Regions from separate parts of the Mus musculus genome. Here region 2 is linked to region 1. The links are chromatin loops, found by intact Hi-C in ENCODE. Cell type or tissue: left cerebral cortex. All regions are shown on one strand. Links, peaks and the distances in the headings refer to the core of each region. The heading gives the core; the rest is flanking DNA.

Region 1 (8,344 bases), core at 162-8,161:
TTTGTGAGTTTGTGTGTATAATCATTAAAAGATATATTATCTATCTAAGAGTAGGCATTAAATAATTAGAGAAAGAATATTTATGTAGTGAATTGCTGGTGCAACTACAGTAAGTCTAAACAGGAGTTCTCGTATTCCTTTCACCCTGCCATGCTCTACTTTAGGCTGTGTACAGTAACTGCAATATTGCTCTCTTCAGTCTGGTGTCAGAGCTGTGTGTGATTCTCTGTGGGAACTGGAAGTTGTATCGCCTTCCGTGGTAGTTACTTTACACTCATCTTTCTCTCTGAGGTTTTTGAGCATTCTGACAATCAACAAAAGTAGAAGTGTGTTGATAGTAATAATAAGTATGTGTCTATGGTTTGTTAATTATTATTACCATTATTCTCAATCTATAGTATCATGGATTAAATTCAGAGTCTAGCACATGAGAGTCAAGCACTATGCCGCTAAGCTATACCTCCAGTAATATATTATTGGTAATTTTCATCACAAACTGAGAAAGTTTCATTTGCTCTGCATTGATTTTAAGCAAGCAATATGCTAATATATTTACTGAATAGTTTGTGAGTGGTTTTCAGTCTTATGAGTAGGGAGAGTAGTAGAAATTATAGCAATATAATTCATGGAGAAATCAGCACATGTTACATACTGTTTGAAATTAAGTACTTTAGAATTGATTCACTTTGGGAAAAATGAATAAATTTAGGTAATTACACAAAGCCATGTAATCTTTTCTAGGTGAAATCAAGAATGAGTCTAGAATGACTGACTCATGTGTCTTTCTTCTTAATAGCACCAGGAAGAGGCAGACAAAACCCCATTGTGTGAATATGGCATGAAGAATAAGAAATAAATAGTCAAACAGTGTGTTAGTAAGGAACACATGTGCTCCATGGGCAGGTAATTTTTAAGTGGCAGAGAATGGGATGCTATTAGGGCAAGGGAAAGGACACCTAAAGATTGAACCATCCCATTATTCAACTGGGTTCTCCCTTCCTCTTAAAGGAAACAGCTACACTAGGATTTGGAAGATTATGACATTTTAAAACCAGGGAGAAATTTGTGTATGTGTCTCCATCGTGGTGAAATTGGTGAGGCTCCCTAGGAGCCCTGGGAAAGAGCTTTGTTCTGGGAACTGGTATTTTATTGGTATTTGTTTTTAGATGATGTGATATGCTCTATAACATGCATCATTAGACAATTATAAGATGCTGTGAGAAGTGTACTACATGCTTACACAGGCTAACAGGGCTATGTTGCTAAGTAACAGGTCGCACCCTATGACAATACCTTCATAGATATAGTTCTTTTTGACGTCATAATTGTTAAAACACTTAGGAAGCTGCAGGTGGAACATACTATAGAGAAAAGGTTGTCATTTGGGACAGCAGTTGGTACTATGTGGCATGGGCCTAGCATTGCATGTTGCGAATTTGAACTAGGGTAAGAGCAGAGTAGATGAGATAAATACATAAATGCGATGATACTTAAAGATTGCCATCTTGTGTTTAACTCAACTTTATGAGGTAGTAACTGGGGCACAGAGTGACTTAGAATTTTAATGAAAATTTCATTCAATGTTCTGTTACAAACCTGTGCCAAAATCTGAATTTCTGACTGCCCAGTTCTAAATCCTACACATTGCACCTTTTAACATTCCTGGGAGAAAAGAAAGTTTTTATAGAATCTCACGAAACACCAAGGCTTCTTTGGATGACCACAACAACCAGCTAAGTAAAGTAGATAAGAAACAACATAAAAACGTTCTGCATTTCTGAGAAATGCCTGATAAAGCCCAACTCATAGACAATGGATATTGGTGTAATAGGGGTACAATGACCAGGCACAACAGATTGTCTTCTGTGCTAATGCACAAGGAGATAGAATGGCCTTAATTACAGGTATAGGTGGGGGTTCATGGCCAGATCTGGAAGTCCTAAAGTGGTACTGAAGACCTAAAAGATTTCTGGTGAGCCACTGGTCTTGAGCTCACAAAATAAGTCTGAAGAAAGTGGGTTCTGCTATTACTAAAGGAATGTAGCCATAATGGCAGCAACATCAACAGTAACAAGAGCAGAGTAGATAGAACCATCAACCAGGAAGATGAAAGTGACTAGCAAGACACAAATGCAAAGAGACAGAAATCAAAATTGTTATCTAGGACACACTGTCATATAGCTGTCCATGGAAACTGTTGCCCACATTTGTGTTGCTTCTTCCTATCTCAAATAACCTGATCAAGAAAATTTCCCATAAGTGTGTCTAGCATGTTATCTCTTACTTGAGTTCAGATCCAGGCAAGCAGACAAGCAAGAATAATCATCACAGTGAGATTGAAGCATGTTTGTGCATTGAAAACCCATGCTGTTTCGCTTCAAGGGAACCTTTTGGGAGGTAGCATTTGGTTACACTTGTTTAATGAAAAAGGTGACAGGGGCCTAAAGAAATTTAGTGTTCCACCTCAGGTGTCTCCTGGGGAATTAATCTCCTACACCTTAGAGTTCATAAACTATTTATTTAACATTCTGCAAGCTTTAATTTTTTGTGGCTGATTTTGAGAAAAGCAAGGGTCATTGCCAAGGTGACAACAGTGAAAGTCACAGCCTACAAGAAAGCCTACTAGAGGCTCTTAGACTTGGAGATGTTATGTACCATCATTTAGAGATTTTGACCTGTGAAGTGAAATAATCGTCTGTATTGGTTTATCTTCTCCTCTTCCTCCAAAATGGACTCAGCAATTCAAAAGAATCTATAAAAGACTAACCTGTGCAGTTTGTATTCACAATGTAAAGGTGGAAAAGAAGAGCCAGGAAAAGACAACAGGCTTCCCTTTTGTCTTGTAGATACTGGATTCGTTGGCAACATTGGCATTCTGTTTGTTGGCAGCTTTCATTTTGTTCTAAAGAGTTATGAAATATGGACACTCTTTCTTCTCTTTGTGCTTTTGGTTGTTCATCTCTAAGACAATGCAAAAGGAATTCATATCTACTTGCTTTAAAATATTTATTTGTAATTATGTATATGTTAATGTGTCTATATGTAGGTGTGTGCTTATGTGTGCAGTTGTGCATGGAGAACAGAGGCATCAGGCTCTTGGAAGATCAGTTCTATATAGTATTGAGCCACAGCTGTGGATGCTAAGAACTAAACTTGGATATTTTGCAAGAATAATATTTGCTCTTGACCACTAAGCCATTCTTCAGGTCTCAGTATATTGTTTTCAAAGGACTAACTATATGATATAATAAAGAGTTATCACAAACTTAGAACCAATGAATTCATAACAATTAAAATACACTATATGCTATAAGTAACAGGTATATATTCAGGTATAATAGAGTTCTCCTATAGATAATATAAACCTACCCCTCATATTCTATCTCACAATAATAATTACAGCCACCAAGTGATCCAATCCTAAGGACTGGTATCTAGCCCAAGTTTGATTAATGCTCAGGGTACATAGAGGTGATTTCTTTAATAGAATGATTCCCTATTGAGAGACTTATCATTTGAACTACTATAATATCATCTCCAATGGGCCTCTGACTCAAACCTGTATTACTACAATTCTCTTTCCACACATTTGTCAAATGAATAATTTAAAACAAATATCCAATACTGTGTCAGCTCTGTTTGAAAATTCTTCAATGATTCCCTATAGTTTTATGAAGAAAAATTTCAGCTCCCTGCCTTAATATTAGGAGCCATCATAATTTGAAAGATTTAGTGGGTATCAAGCAAGAATCAAGAAACATCCTCTACCACTCCCCATACCGTGAGTATGGTTCTTGGCAGATGAGGTGATTTAAGATTCACTGAAAGCAGTGCCTGGATACAAATCTCACTTTCAATCATTTGCCCTCTTATTTAAAAATGCTTGCTCCAAGCTGGAGAAATGGCTGAGCAGTTGAGAGTACTGTCTGCTCTTTCGGAGGAACCCGGTTCAATTCTGAGCATGTACAGGGCAGTTCCCAACCATAATTACAGTTCTAGGGTATCTGATGCCCTCTTCTGGCCTCCATGGGCACCAAATATATACTTGCCTCACATACATCTATATTTAAAATAAAATGCAAAACACCATACACATTTTAAAAATATAACAAAATGACAAATTTAAAATCATTGCACCCTATCCCTCACCTCCTATAACTAGCCATATTTTTACCTTTTGATTAAAATCTATCGCAAATACCTTCCATTTCGAAAGCATTCCTTTTGTGATGCACTGCTTCCAGATCTACATGTACCTTTTCTGTCTTGATTTCTTCCTGTATTCAAACAGTTTGCTTCTGCTACAGAAGTCACTGAAGATGACTATCATTCTTAACAATTCATTATCTTAACATGTTCTACAATAGTGTTATTAAAAATGTTGTCTATCCTTTTATAACCTCAATGACTAGTACTATGTTACAGAAGACAGAAGGAATGTAGCAAATATTTAGGATCAAGAAGAGGGTGGGAGATGTGGCTCAATGTGTGATGTGTGTAAGAGTAGGATCCTGAATTTGAATTCCCATACCATGCAAGTGTCATCAGTTTTTATGCAGAGTCATAACTACTTAAGTGTCTGACATTGAGAAAAGTGACAAAAAGTAGATGCTGGAAAATTTCTTGAAAGAGTGGAATTTTCTGAGCTCATTTGATTCTGAACTTCCCATGACTATAATTTAAGATATCAACTTTTATGCTTTATGAGTCATCTGTCTGGTGACACTGATTATCAGTGACTAATAAGTGTTGACTTGAGTGTTTGTAGTTCCTATGGGGTACCACAATAAGTAGCTGGTGATGCCCCAGAACCATGTGATCCCAGGAATATGAACACATGGAAAACCAATCTTCTCAAGGACCCCACAGTTCCATCAGAGTGCTGATCTGCTTTTCTGAGCCATTGATGTGTTTTATTAACTATGAAACTGTTGAATTTTGGAGACATCTTTGTTAGAAAAAAGTCAAGGTGCTAATATACCAAAGCCCAGATTGCAAGGATTTCTTCCAAGTCTCTAGGACGTGGGACCATATTTGCATGGGTCTGTGATTTGGCAGGATGCCAAACTACACTACTGCAAAGGCTCTGTTCACATTTCTTCTTGAAACCATATTTTCTGCGTTGACTAACTGGCAGCTTTGGATTGCCTCAGGCTGATAATGGGCAACTGAGCTGTTAGACCAGGTGGCATTTATTTATTTATTTTACAAAGGGAAGGGAGGGGAAGAAGGCAGGATGCAAATTGGAAAGTCCATTTTTAGTTATAGAACAGAAAAATAAAGGAGAAAAAGAAATTGATTTTTAAGAAGTTCCAGATGTTATATGCTTTTTATTTGCAAAGCCATGTCTAAAAAAGGGAGTTCCATTACAAACAGAAAAAAAAAAAAAAGGAAGAGAAAGAAGCAAGGAACCACAAAATCGACAGGATGATGTTTAGTTGAATTTGCTTGTTACAGCTTGCATTCATAGTGAATAAGGACAGTTTTCTTTTAAAAATGGAGAAAAAATTCACACCATTTACATATGAATAATTACCTTCATACTGTGTCTACATGAGGCAAACAGAACTGCCTCAGCTGCTGAAGTTCCACAGTGTTGTGTCTTAATCACCGAGCCCACCTTGCTTGTTCCAGGAGCCATCTGCGAGGCTCTATTGTGTTCTGCTTTCTTCAGCTGTTTCCTTTGGTCCAAAGCAGGACTTTAATTAGCATCCATTAACACACTGCCAAGAGCATCTTCCATCAGCCTTTTATATCGCTTTAGATGGAGAAGAAATTATGATTCCTGAAATGAATTGTGTTTTGTCTGTGTGCCAGAATTCTACAGACATCACAATCTAGTATGCCGAGTCTCTTCTTTGGGTCTCTAAAGCTTTGATTTGCAATATTCTAACGAACTGGCATACTTGCTCTAGTGAACCAATTTAGGGAACAGGAATCAAAGTTCTGTTCTTGACATGTAGGATTTCAGGTTTCTGGCCTATTCCATATGGACACCTACCAGGTATCACAATTGCTTTTTCTAGAAATAATTTAATGCATGTGTATTTGTGTGTGTGTGTGTGTGTATGTGTGTGTTTGTGTGTGTGTGTGTGTGTGTGTGTGTGTATGTGTGTGCCCATGTGTGCAAGTATCCATGGAGTACAATATGCTCTTAGCTGCTAAGCTAACTCTGAATGTCCCCTCAATTGGTTCTTGAAAGAAAGTCTATCAGCCTTCCTAAACTTCATGTAGTCACTCCCAGATATGGTGTTTCCAATGACTTTCTATGGGAAGACATTGATGCCAATAGCTTGCTACATTGAGCAATAAGGCTAGCTTTCCAGTATGGGTCTTCATTTAGTATCAGTTCCAATGTTGTCCCTGACTTTATGGTTCTGGCAGAATGATTTTCTATTTCTTGTTTCAGTGTCTTTGACAGAAGACTGATAGATGCTATCTTCTGATAATTTTGTTTGCCAAACTTTTAAAAAGCAACATGAAAATCCCTAACAAGTCAGGAAGGTAAATTTGGTATTCTGAACCTATTCCTACTTTGCCAATAAGATTTGGAGGACATATAGCTAGGTGGCAGGATTTTTTTTTGTCTTTTTTTTTTATTATTTCTAGATATTATCTTCTATTGGGTAGTGGTAAGATCAAGTTGCTTATTGTATACAGATGTCAAATACTCAAGTCAGTGACCAAAATATGAAGAATAACAACAAAAAATAATTTTTAAGTAAGATGGTTCTGAGAAAGAGAGAGACCCAGGAAATCAGAAGATAAAGACAATAGAAGATAAGATAAAAGGGTTTGGGATTGGGAGATCACACAAAACCTATATCTTATGTCAAACAAGTCTGTTTAAGAAGTACAGCATCTTATATACTTTTTACAGGGAAAAAATGAGACAAAGTCAGCAGAAATCATCATACAATGGGACAGAGTCAACATGAAGCTAATCAACAGTGTTGCACGAGAACATAGGGTATCTCAAAAAACTCTACAGACATGGCTCACAGCTGTCAATGAACTGATAACTGTAGCCCTATGCAGTGGGAAAACTTGGGTTCTCAGGCCCTAAACTTGCACCTTTCCCAAAGCACTGGTTCCAGGTCATCTCTGTCTCTGCCAAACATATTTCTTGTTTTAAATAAGCAAGTTTGTTCCTTCTCTCACTACATCAGGTCCTTAGCAAAAAGCCCTGGCTATCCTGGAACTCATTCTGTAGACCAGGGTGGCCTCAAACTCAGAAATTTGCCTGCCTATGCCTCCCACGTGCTGGGATTAAAGGCATGCACCAACACTGCTCAGCAGTTGAAACTGTTTTAGACACAATAAAAACAACAATGACAGGAGGAAAAGGTCTCTACACTTATAGCACTGAAATGCAAAAGAGATGAATATGCAAAGATTGATGCACTTAAAATGATATTAATGTAATTTAATAATGTATTTAAACTGTCCTTTTCTGAACAAAGGAAGTTCAATATTTTTAAAAAATTGGAAAGCAGAAGAGCATTTAAATATATCATTATATTAAAAAAATAAAAATATTAGAAAATGGATAAAAATGTTATATTCCTTCTCTATTTAAGGAGTACAAAATCTAAGGAGCCCCAATGTTAATAACTTTTAATTCATCATTGACATTAGGGTATGACCTACAGCTTAAGTGATAAATGGTCATTTACTTTCCTGCAGTAATGAGAAATATAGCTGTCAAAGTTAAATAATGTAATATATTCTTTAAAGCTGTGTAAACTTAGTAAAATGGTAACTTTTAATCTGAGAAGGAAGACAATAAGGACAGGCATTGAAATAAGGGATCCTAAAGAGAACTTCAATTTCCAAACATTACAGGGAATCCTCAAAATTTGATGGTAAGCTCATATTACATAATAAAACATATACGTATGTCACTGAAAAAATCAAGCTGGTGTCAAGTAGAATCTTCAGTAGTGACTTGTGTTTGTAGAGTTGGAAGGTGCTTCATATGTTACAAGAGGAGAAAAGTAACCAGCGGCGAACCTTGGGAGTTACAATAGTGACCTGCTTGGCAAGATATACTGTTGCAATAGTGGTACAAATTTTATAGGGTTAACCAAAAAGCTTCTGAAAAAAATATTATTTAAGGCAAAATCCATTAAATGGAACACACATTTGACACTGTTAATGAGGCAGACAACTTGAAAGTATATAGGACATGGGCCCTAGCTGAAAGCCTACTACTGTGATTTTGAATATAGGAATAAACACTCTTTTGAATATACTGCTATAGCCATAGATCAGAGCAGTATTCAACCCTCATCAGAGAAGCCTCTTTTTTTAAGTAAACAATGGACAGAATGCAAGAGATCTT
Region 2 (8,344 bases), core at 168-8,167, 1.0 Mb after region 1:
TAACTCAAATGTTGATCAGATTCTACTCTTCTGTGTGGATACATGGCTACATGTAGCAATCACTGCATATCTGGTGCTTGAGTGTGCTTGCACATATGTAAATACTGCTCATTTATCTAGAAATTGAACTAAGTCAGACTTGTTCTAGAATGATCTCTTCTCTCTCTCTCTTTCTCTCTCTCTCTCTCTCTCTCTCTCTCTCTCTCTCTCTCTCTCTCGTTTTCTCTGTATGTTTGTGTATCTCATACACATGAACACACACATGAACTCACACAATTTTTTCTTTAAAAAGGAGAAAAATGGTGAGGTTTGAGCCTCAAATATGTTTTAAGGATTGTCAGCTAAGCTTGCTAACTGTAAGATTTGCTCATATATCAGTCATTATTTTGCATCATTTACATGTTTTAAGGAGCTCCAAGTTGCTTTAGTATGGGTTTGGTCAAGATTCAGGTTATAGTTAGCAGTTGGTTTTCCTAATTCCATCTTAATAATAACAAAACTTTACGTCCAGACACATCTTTTTTTTTTTTTTCTGAAATAAATTCACTTCCCATTAAAAGGTAAGGTCATGAACAGGCCATTTTCTTGTAGTTTTTTGGGATTTCAAAGTGGCTAAAACAAAGCAAGTTTTCAAAAATCCCAAATGTTTATGTTGAAATTTTTCTTTCATCTTCTTTAGACAAAATGTACTTCAAAATGTCCCTCAACTACATTCCCCCAACAATACTCTCAAAACAGAAGTCTGAGGAGGTATTATTTTGATGAAAATTCACGGAGACAGTATTCTAACCTAAGAAAGAAGAAAACGCCTTTGTCTAAATTTCATTTTCCTAAATGCAGTTGGAAGTATTTTATTATTCTGGGTAAAAATAAAAAAATAGATGTTGCTATCCCAGCATCCCTGATGATAGTCTTAGTGTGTGTGACCATTCCAGTGTTCCATATATCTGTGCTGAACTCGGACATAGCTATATTCAAATGACAGCAAATAAAAAGTTTCCTTGCCCTGCCATTGTATCTATGGCAAAGCCCCATTTCACACTGAATCTCAAAACCAGGAAGTAATGTTGCATATCAAATTTGACAATGGAGAAAGAATTGTTCCACATAGCAGTATCCAGAGCACCTGCCTGCTTCCCAACAGAACCTGAACCATTTGGCAATATCCCCCCATCTAATTCCCATCACCAGGACTTGTGCAAACCGCTGCATTTTTCTGCAATAATATGTCATCATTAACCATATGTCTTCCTTCCACCACTTTTTTCTTTCTTTAGCAATTCTCCACCATTAATTTTTAGTGCAGTTTCCAGAAGACAGTTGGCGCCCATCCAAACGTAATGAGGTTGAGATTCGTAAAGTTCGATAATTGTCAGGGGAAGAATATAAATGCAATAAAATGCAAGTTTCTTTTTGGGCATGCCTCTTAGCAATAATCAGAGATGGGCTGAGGCTGTCCTGCCTCGACACTCCACTTGAGTAGGGATTATTGGGATTATAAGGGGGCCTGAGCTCAGTACCTGCTAACTAGCAGTCATGTTAAATGGCAGGGATACAGTAATAATGATTATGGAATTTCAGCGTTTTTCACAGAGTAGCTTCAGTTTCATTACTTAAATTAATTGACAATCTATTGAATGCCCGAATGTGACAAAGATTGTGCTGAAATTCATGAAAATGAACAAGAAAATTGGAGTATCTTCTTTGATACCATCCCCATTCTGCTGAGGAGAAGGAATCAGAAAATGCTACATTCATAGGAAATTCCACAGGGTATGGGGGGAAATGAAAGCAATAGTAAATGAACTCCCAAATGCCTGAACATCAATATAATCTTCTCCTTCTGTATAATGTTACTTGTATGTTTGTTTTCTGGACTGGCTATGTGGTATTGGACAACCAGTTGCTGTGCTCCTTCCTAGGTAAGCGTATTCCTCCTGCTGTCAGCATTTATTAGTTCCTGGAGTTCTGTGTGTAGGGTGAAGCCTCATGTTCTTTCCCTACCCACTATGACAGGTTTATTGCTGCGGTCTTTGTTTAACTCCTGCTTAGGCAGTCTTGATGGCAAGACATGGTGGATGCAGCTTCTGTTGTAACACAGACACACAGCAAACTCCTTGGTATTCTGGCTCCGACAATCTTCTCAACCCTTCTGCAATCTTCCTTGAGCCTTAGATGCAGTAGTTGTCTTGCAGATGTATCCATTTGGACTGAGTTCCACAACTCTGCATTTTGATTGGTTATGGTTTTCTAGATTGGTCTCTATCTCTTGCAAAGAGAAGTTTCCTTGATAAGGGCTGAGACAATATCAGAGGGTATAAGAACAAATATTTAGTAGACAGTTAATGATTGTGAAGTGACTAAGCCAGCTCAGTCAGTCAACAGGGTCTCTAAGGAGAGAATGAGGATTGAAAAAGAAGAACAACAATTAGACAACATTATAACATGATTCCAGCCCACATTGAGGCTGAACAAGCCTTATTTCTCCCCAGCCTGCTTTTACATCATTCTAGGTATATTAAAAAACCATGGTCAGTTCTTAGATCAAAAACAATGTAATCAAGCCAAGTAGTAAAGGAGATCACCCAAAAGAGTAATTAAGTAAAGGAGTGAGTAAAAGGATCACACAAGGTAATAATTAAGTAGGTAGTAAACAGAGCCTGTGGTCACTGTTATTAATATTCTTATCTGAGCCTACTTCATTGTCTGAGCTCAATGCCAAATGCCAAATTTCTAGAAGTGGTGTCGAAAGCTCTTAGTAGTTAAGGTCTAGTAAAGTTGTAGTTAAGGAGACCATTCCCAGGTTAAGGAAGCAAGAGGAAAGGTTAGAGACTTTAATTAGGGAGGCAGTGGAGATAAGCAGGAATAAGTAGAGTGGAAGTTGAAATAACACGAAGGATGTCTAAAAATGTTCTAAGGAATTGTACTATTAACAACCTACCTCTCAAAAGATCCTGTAATGTATGTAACTACATATAAGTAAACATATATAGTTCAAATAAATTTTTCTTATCCAGGCTGATAACTTTCTCTCCAAGAAACAAAGACTAAGTATCTAAGAGGAACTTCAACACCAGGTAAGAGAAATTCTTTTGAGTTGCTGATCAAGGTTGCCCAAGAGATTATGAAAATGTTACAGACTATTGCCACTGCCTTTGCTTGCCCCCTACAGGTAAAAGATAATTCCCTATTGCTGAACATGCCATGGACTTCTGACACAAGGCAAGAGGCCCCTGAGCTGAAACTGGCCTAAGTGCCTTCTCCCTTGGGAGCAGATTTTACAGTATCAGAAGATGCCTCACAAGTTTCTAAAGGCAGGATTCAAGCAACAGTCACACCCAACTATGATGCAGATGAACTACAAGGACAACCAACATGGCATGATAATCCTAGGGATACAGTAGCAGCATGCATATATTGCTTGCTACAGCAGCAGCTCAGTAATTGGACTTAGACCCCATTCACCAAGAGGAAAAGCTAGCCAACTAACCAGACCTAATGAAGCCGTGGACCTTGGAGAACCTATGAACATATTAATCCTAAAGATAGGAAATGGTAGACATAGACAGACTGTGTTTGGGATTATAATTTTAGTCACAATGTAAAAGCAAAGAAGGTGGATGTCAAGTAACAAATTGCATAACATAGTTGAAAATTACCTGACAAGATCAATTGCGGATATTCTTGCTAGGGAAGGAACTCCTAAGCATATATTACGTGGTAAGGACAGATATTCTTATGACTAATAGTCTTTGTAAGATTCTGCCATCCTTAGGAGAGTTGAAATTGCTAATCAACTCACCTGCTCAGAGGAGAACTCATGTACCTGTCCAGAAGTTTTTATGGATATTACAGGAGCACTAGAAGACAGCACAAGAGTGCCTTTTCCCTAGAATGTGAGGCAACACCTCCACCTAGCGGCTTCTTTGCTAAGTTCAAAACACTCCACTACAGCATAAACTCTTGAATGTGAGCATCTTTGCTTAGCCATCCTAGCCTTCCATTTACACTGCAACAGTGATGGTCTTACTATCTAGAGACATAAAACCAAAAGAAAGATAAGGGTATAAGAAAATTTAACAACATAACCATGCCATTAGAACCATTTAGAATTAAGGTACCATGTATTTAGAAAATATCCTTTGTAAGTCCAGGCAGGCCTCTAGGTAGAGGGTATCTTTGTGTCTGACCTTTTGATTGGAAGAATAGGACACACGAAGAGGAGATGTAGAAAAATTACTTTGCCTTTGCTGAGAGAGGCTGAAATCCTTCTTTGGTTCTGGCTGATGTATCTATCCTGTTAAATGTATATTATAAACTAGAATTGATAAGTGTACATAGAGAAAAAATAACCAGCATCAATTACAAACAAACCAATGTAGTATTGTATGTGTTGAGTTAGCAAGAAGATCATGGAGAAGAACAGGCATTTTTTATTATTTTGTAGGGAGTGTATGCTAAGAAGTCACAAAATCTCCAGCCTGCCTGGGAAACTGTGGAATGTCCAGCATTTGTCAGAGGCTGCATGACTTAGGTTACACCCTCTCAGTATGTTGCCATATTGTTAACTTAATGGACTACATGTTTTTAATCTTGAAGACTACAGAATTAGAAACATAGATCCTTGAAATAATAGGTTGCCAGACTCCTAGAGTCATTTATCTGTAGTTCCAGTTTTAGAGATGTCTAGAAGTTATTCTCTCTTCTTTGTACCAGCTCCAAGGGTGATGATGAGGGGCTTATTTCTCCTAGAGAGTATCACAAATCAGTGTTCTGTCTGGAGCAACGGTGGAGGCATATATATATATATATACATATACATATATATATATATGCACATTTGTGTTTATAGGTATATGTATTAGCATGTGTGTAGGTGAACAGGCATGTGCAAGTTTGTGTGTGTGTGTAAAGAAAGATGGTGTTAGTTGTCTTCCTGGGTTATTTTTAGGTAGCTTTTAGGTAGTAAAAGGACATGAGTAAACAAAGAAAGCAAAATTGAGTTCCCTGTGATGGTGGCTTCTTGTTCCCAGAAGAGATTGCAAGGAGAAACCTTAGGTAGGTTTCTAAGCACAACCAATAAAAGATAGTGGAGGATCTAGGAACCCAATAAGATACCCAGGTCAGCATCAAATGAACTTGTAGACCTAGGCTTCACCCTCTTGGATGGGATGAAGCTGTTACCCATCCTCTGTGCTTTGCTGTTGTGTCTATCCTAGACATTCAGTCTTTTGTCCTCACCAGGCAACATATTCAAAGACACCCCCCCCCCAGACCAACCACCAGTGCCCCTGTTAAAGTAATGTCTTTCACTTGAACCAAGAGCTCACTGACTGTGCTAGTCTAATTTAGCCAGCTTCCTTCCAGGATCCTTTGTCTTCCAACATTTTGATTGCAGGCAGGCTACCATTCTAACCTGGGCCTTATGTGGGTTCTGTGGATCACATTCTGCTCCTCACAGTGGCATGACAAGTGCTTTAACCCCGAAATCCTGTCCTACATTCCTAAGTGCTGTAGCCTTTAAAAGTGGTCTTCTCCCTCTCTCTTTCCCTCTTCCTCTCCTTCTCCTGCTCTCATTTGTTGTTGTTGTTGTTGTTGTTGTTGTTGTTGTTGTTGTTCTTCTTCTTCTTCTTCTTCTTCTTCTTCTTCTTCTTCTTCTTCTTCTTCTTCTTCTTCTTCTTCTTCTTCTTCCTCTTCCCCTTCCCCTTCCTCTTCCCCTTCATTCTCCCCTTCCCCTTCCTCCTCTTCTTCCTCCTCTTTTTTTCTTCAGCATGTTCACAGCCATTCTGTATCAAAGGCAGAAATGAGTGGTGGGTATCTTTATGGAGAACTTCAGTAGAAAAAGCAAAACTCAGGTTCAAGTGATCCCTGGAAGTGTACAAAAATGCCAGGCTTGTGGATGCTGAGAAAAAGGGGGCTATTTGAGTAACTAGCTCTGTCACAATGAAGTAGACTGGAGCTCACATTTACACTAATAAGATAGACCTTTAGAGTAGAGCTATCTGTGTATTCATCCACTCACAGACACGTTTACTGTGATAATTAGTAATCAGCTTGTTATCTGTACATGAGCAGGAAATGTAGAGAGGCGTTGAGGGAGCAAAAATGTGAGGGAAGGTTGCAGCACTAAAGGCACACCAGACATCTCATGGGCTCATTCATTAGAAGCGCCACAACTGCTAACCTGTGACACATTACTTTTCCTATTAGAGTCCCAGGTCCTGAACACTTGGATGAACTGAGTTCAAAAGGCTGCAAATGTAGTTCTAGGACCTTCTGGAAAATCTTACTATAATCCTTGTCTCTGTCTAAGTTCCGGGGCAGGCAGCAGTTCAGTTACAGAGTCCTGGATGTGATACCCAGCACCAACAGGAAACACAGAGAAAAAGAATGATAAACCTGCCAGCTGTCCCCAGTGCACCTGTAATCAATTCCATTTCCCTCACACTCACCCTGAAGCCAGGCATTCTTTCATTTTCCTTGATGGGAGATCTAAGGTCTGAAGCCCCTGGGGAGGCAGCTGATAGGGAAACAACACCAAAACTTTTATTAGGCTTAGTTCAGGGCTCCATGATCTATTTCCTGAAACCATTCCATGCAGACAATTGTCTAAATTGTATTATATCACATACTTTTATTTTGGCCCTCAGTAATTTCTGTCATTTCCTTGAAACCTGACAAATTTATCCAAAGAAAATATAATTAGGAAAAATATCCCTCTAATGCCATTCTCCAAAGCTAAAAGGAAAATTGAACTAGAAAATGGCCAGAGTGTGGTTGGAGCAGGGTGAAATGCCCTCTCTTGCAGTTTCCTTTTTCCACATTCCTAAAGCCTGTGGGGTTACAGAAGGCACAGATCTTATCCTGCTAACAGTTGTTCCTTTTGTCATTCTCATCCAAACACCTTAGTCACAAGTAATTGGATTCCTCAGAACAGAGGAGCTGGCATTTTTATGATAATGAAGTTGTGTGCTGGGGCTCATTTGACATTAAAGGTGCTTTGCAAATACATTCTGAAAACTCACGCTTATTCGCTTAGAAGAGTACATTAAAGAATTACGGGTTTAATTTTCAAGAGGTACACTGAAGTGTCCAGGGAATACTAAGAAGTGGCAGGTGAACAAGCTCTTAAGATGTCACTGTGTCACCTGAATCTGGGGTAAAATGGGAAAGGAAGGAAGGAAGGAAGGAAGGAAGGAAGGAAGGAAGGAAGGAAGGAAGGAAGGAAGGAAGAAAGGAAAGTGGAAAAAAAAGGTGGTCTTATTTTATATTTTAGGGCCATTTTACATTTTCCCTATTTCTACATGCCAGAAAAACCAGACTCTACTTCCAGAGAAAAAAATAAAGAGGACAAATTGGGTGAAGCAAAACAGGAACAAAAAAACAAGCACACACCACCAGGAAGTAAAACTAATCTAAATTGGGATGCAATTATTTATAGAAAGGTCTAATCCGCTAAAAGGAAAGCACAGATGTATGAAAAAGATGGAAATATGTAAAGTATCATTGCAGATTTTATTTAAATAAATTATTTGGAGATGCCTGACATTTAGAACAAATATAATTTGCATTCATATTTGAGTTGAGTCGTCATTTGAGTTGGATCTTGAAGGATAGGTTAATTTGGACTGAAATAACAAAGAATAATCCTTTCATTGTTTAAGAAATGAATTTCCAGAACATTTATCACTATTATAAATGAATATAGTGAGATGCTCACTGAGAAATACAGGATGCATGACATTTTCAAAGATTCAAATCTCACTTAAAAAATACATGTTATGTGCAGCAGATGTGCCCAGCTCTGTCTTCATATGGCTCCCTGAACAACTGGAGAGGGAGCTATCCCAAAAGCTGTTGACTGTCTCTAGGACATGTTTATCAGAATTATGGCATAAAATAATTTCACTCATTTTCTCCTTTAGGTGTTCAATATTAATTTTTATTATAAAGATACAGGTATTTCTTTATATCACCACCCCCACTTTGCTTAGAGTGTTTTTCAGCTCAACAAAATTTTTAATTTTCCCTTGTAATTTCATCTTCAAGTCATGAAGAAGTAGACAGATGTCCTGCTTAATTTCAGATATTTGGGGGTTGTTTGAATGTCTTTCTGTTGAAATGATTTCATTGTGGCTGGTACATATGGAGTTTGTCTGAATTTTCACTGGTTGTATGGTCAGTCCATCACAGTGAACTTTACCATGCATTCTTCAGTCAGTCATTCTTATTTACATCTAGGAAGAATCGCAGTCTTAGTGCAAATTCAAAGATGTGTGGTGATCAGTTGGTTTTTACTTTTTTGTTTTGTTTTGTTTTGTTTTTGTTTTTGTTTTTATCAGTC

What was found. Peaks named below come from ENCODE experiments on the same cell type or tissue, not always from the same donor. Only the 100,000 strongest peaks of a DNase experiment are listed, where the experiment ranks them.
Region 2: it touches region 1 in a loop (5-fold over the local background); 2 of 42 quality-filtered maps call a loop at or near these places.

Annotation. Positions count from the first base shown.
Region 1 is chr15:69,918,373-69,926,716 of GRCm38, forward strand. Gm19782 (predicted gene, 19782) reads left to right here and starts at 5,861. Exons shown (of 6, transcript NR_045071.1): 1 at 5,861-6,004. In left cerebral cortex, for the core only: a CTCF peak has its summit at 4,023 (motif pointing left); DNase peaks (open chromatin) are centred at 3,976, 5,039 and 5,723; H3K27ac peaks cover 177 bases.
Region 2 is chr15:70,917,168-70,925,511 of GRCm38, forward strand. No RefSeq gene overlaps it. Among named protein-coding and RNA genes, the nearest start is that of Fam135b, 810 kb to the right of the region's middle. In left cerebral cortex, for the core only: CTCF peaks have their summits at 3,190 (motif pointing left) and 3,931 (motif pointing left); DNase peaks (open chromatin) are centred at 3,174 and 3,910.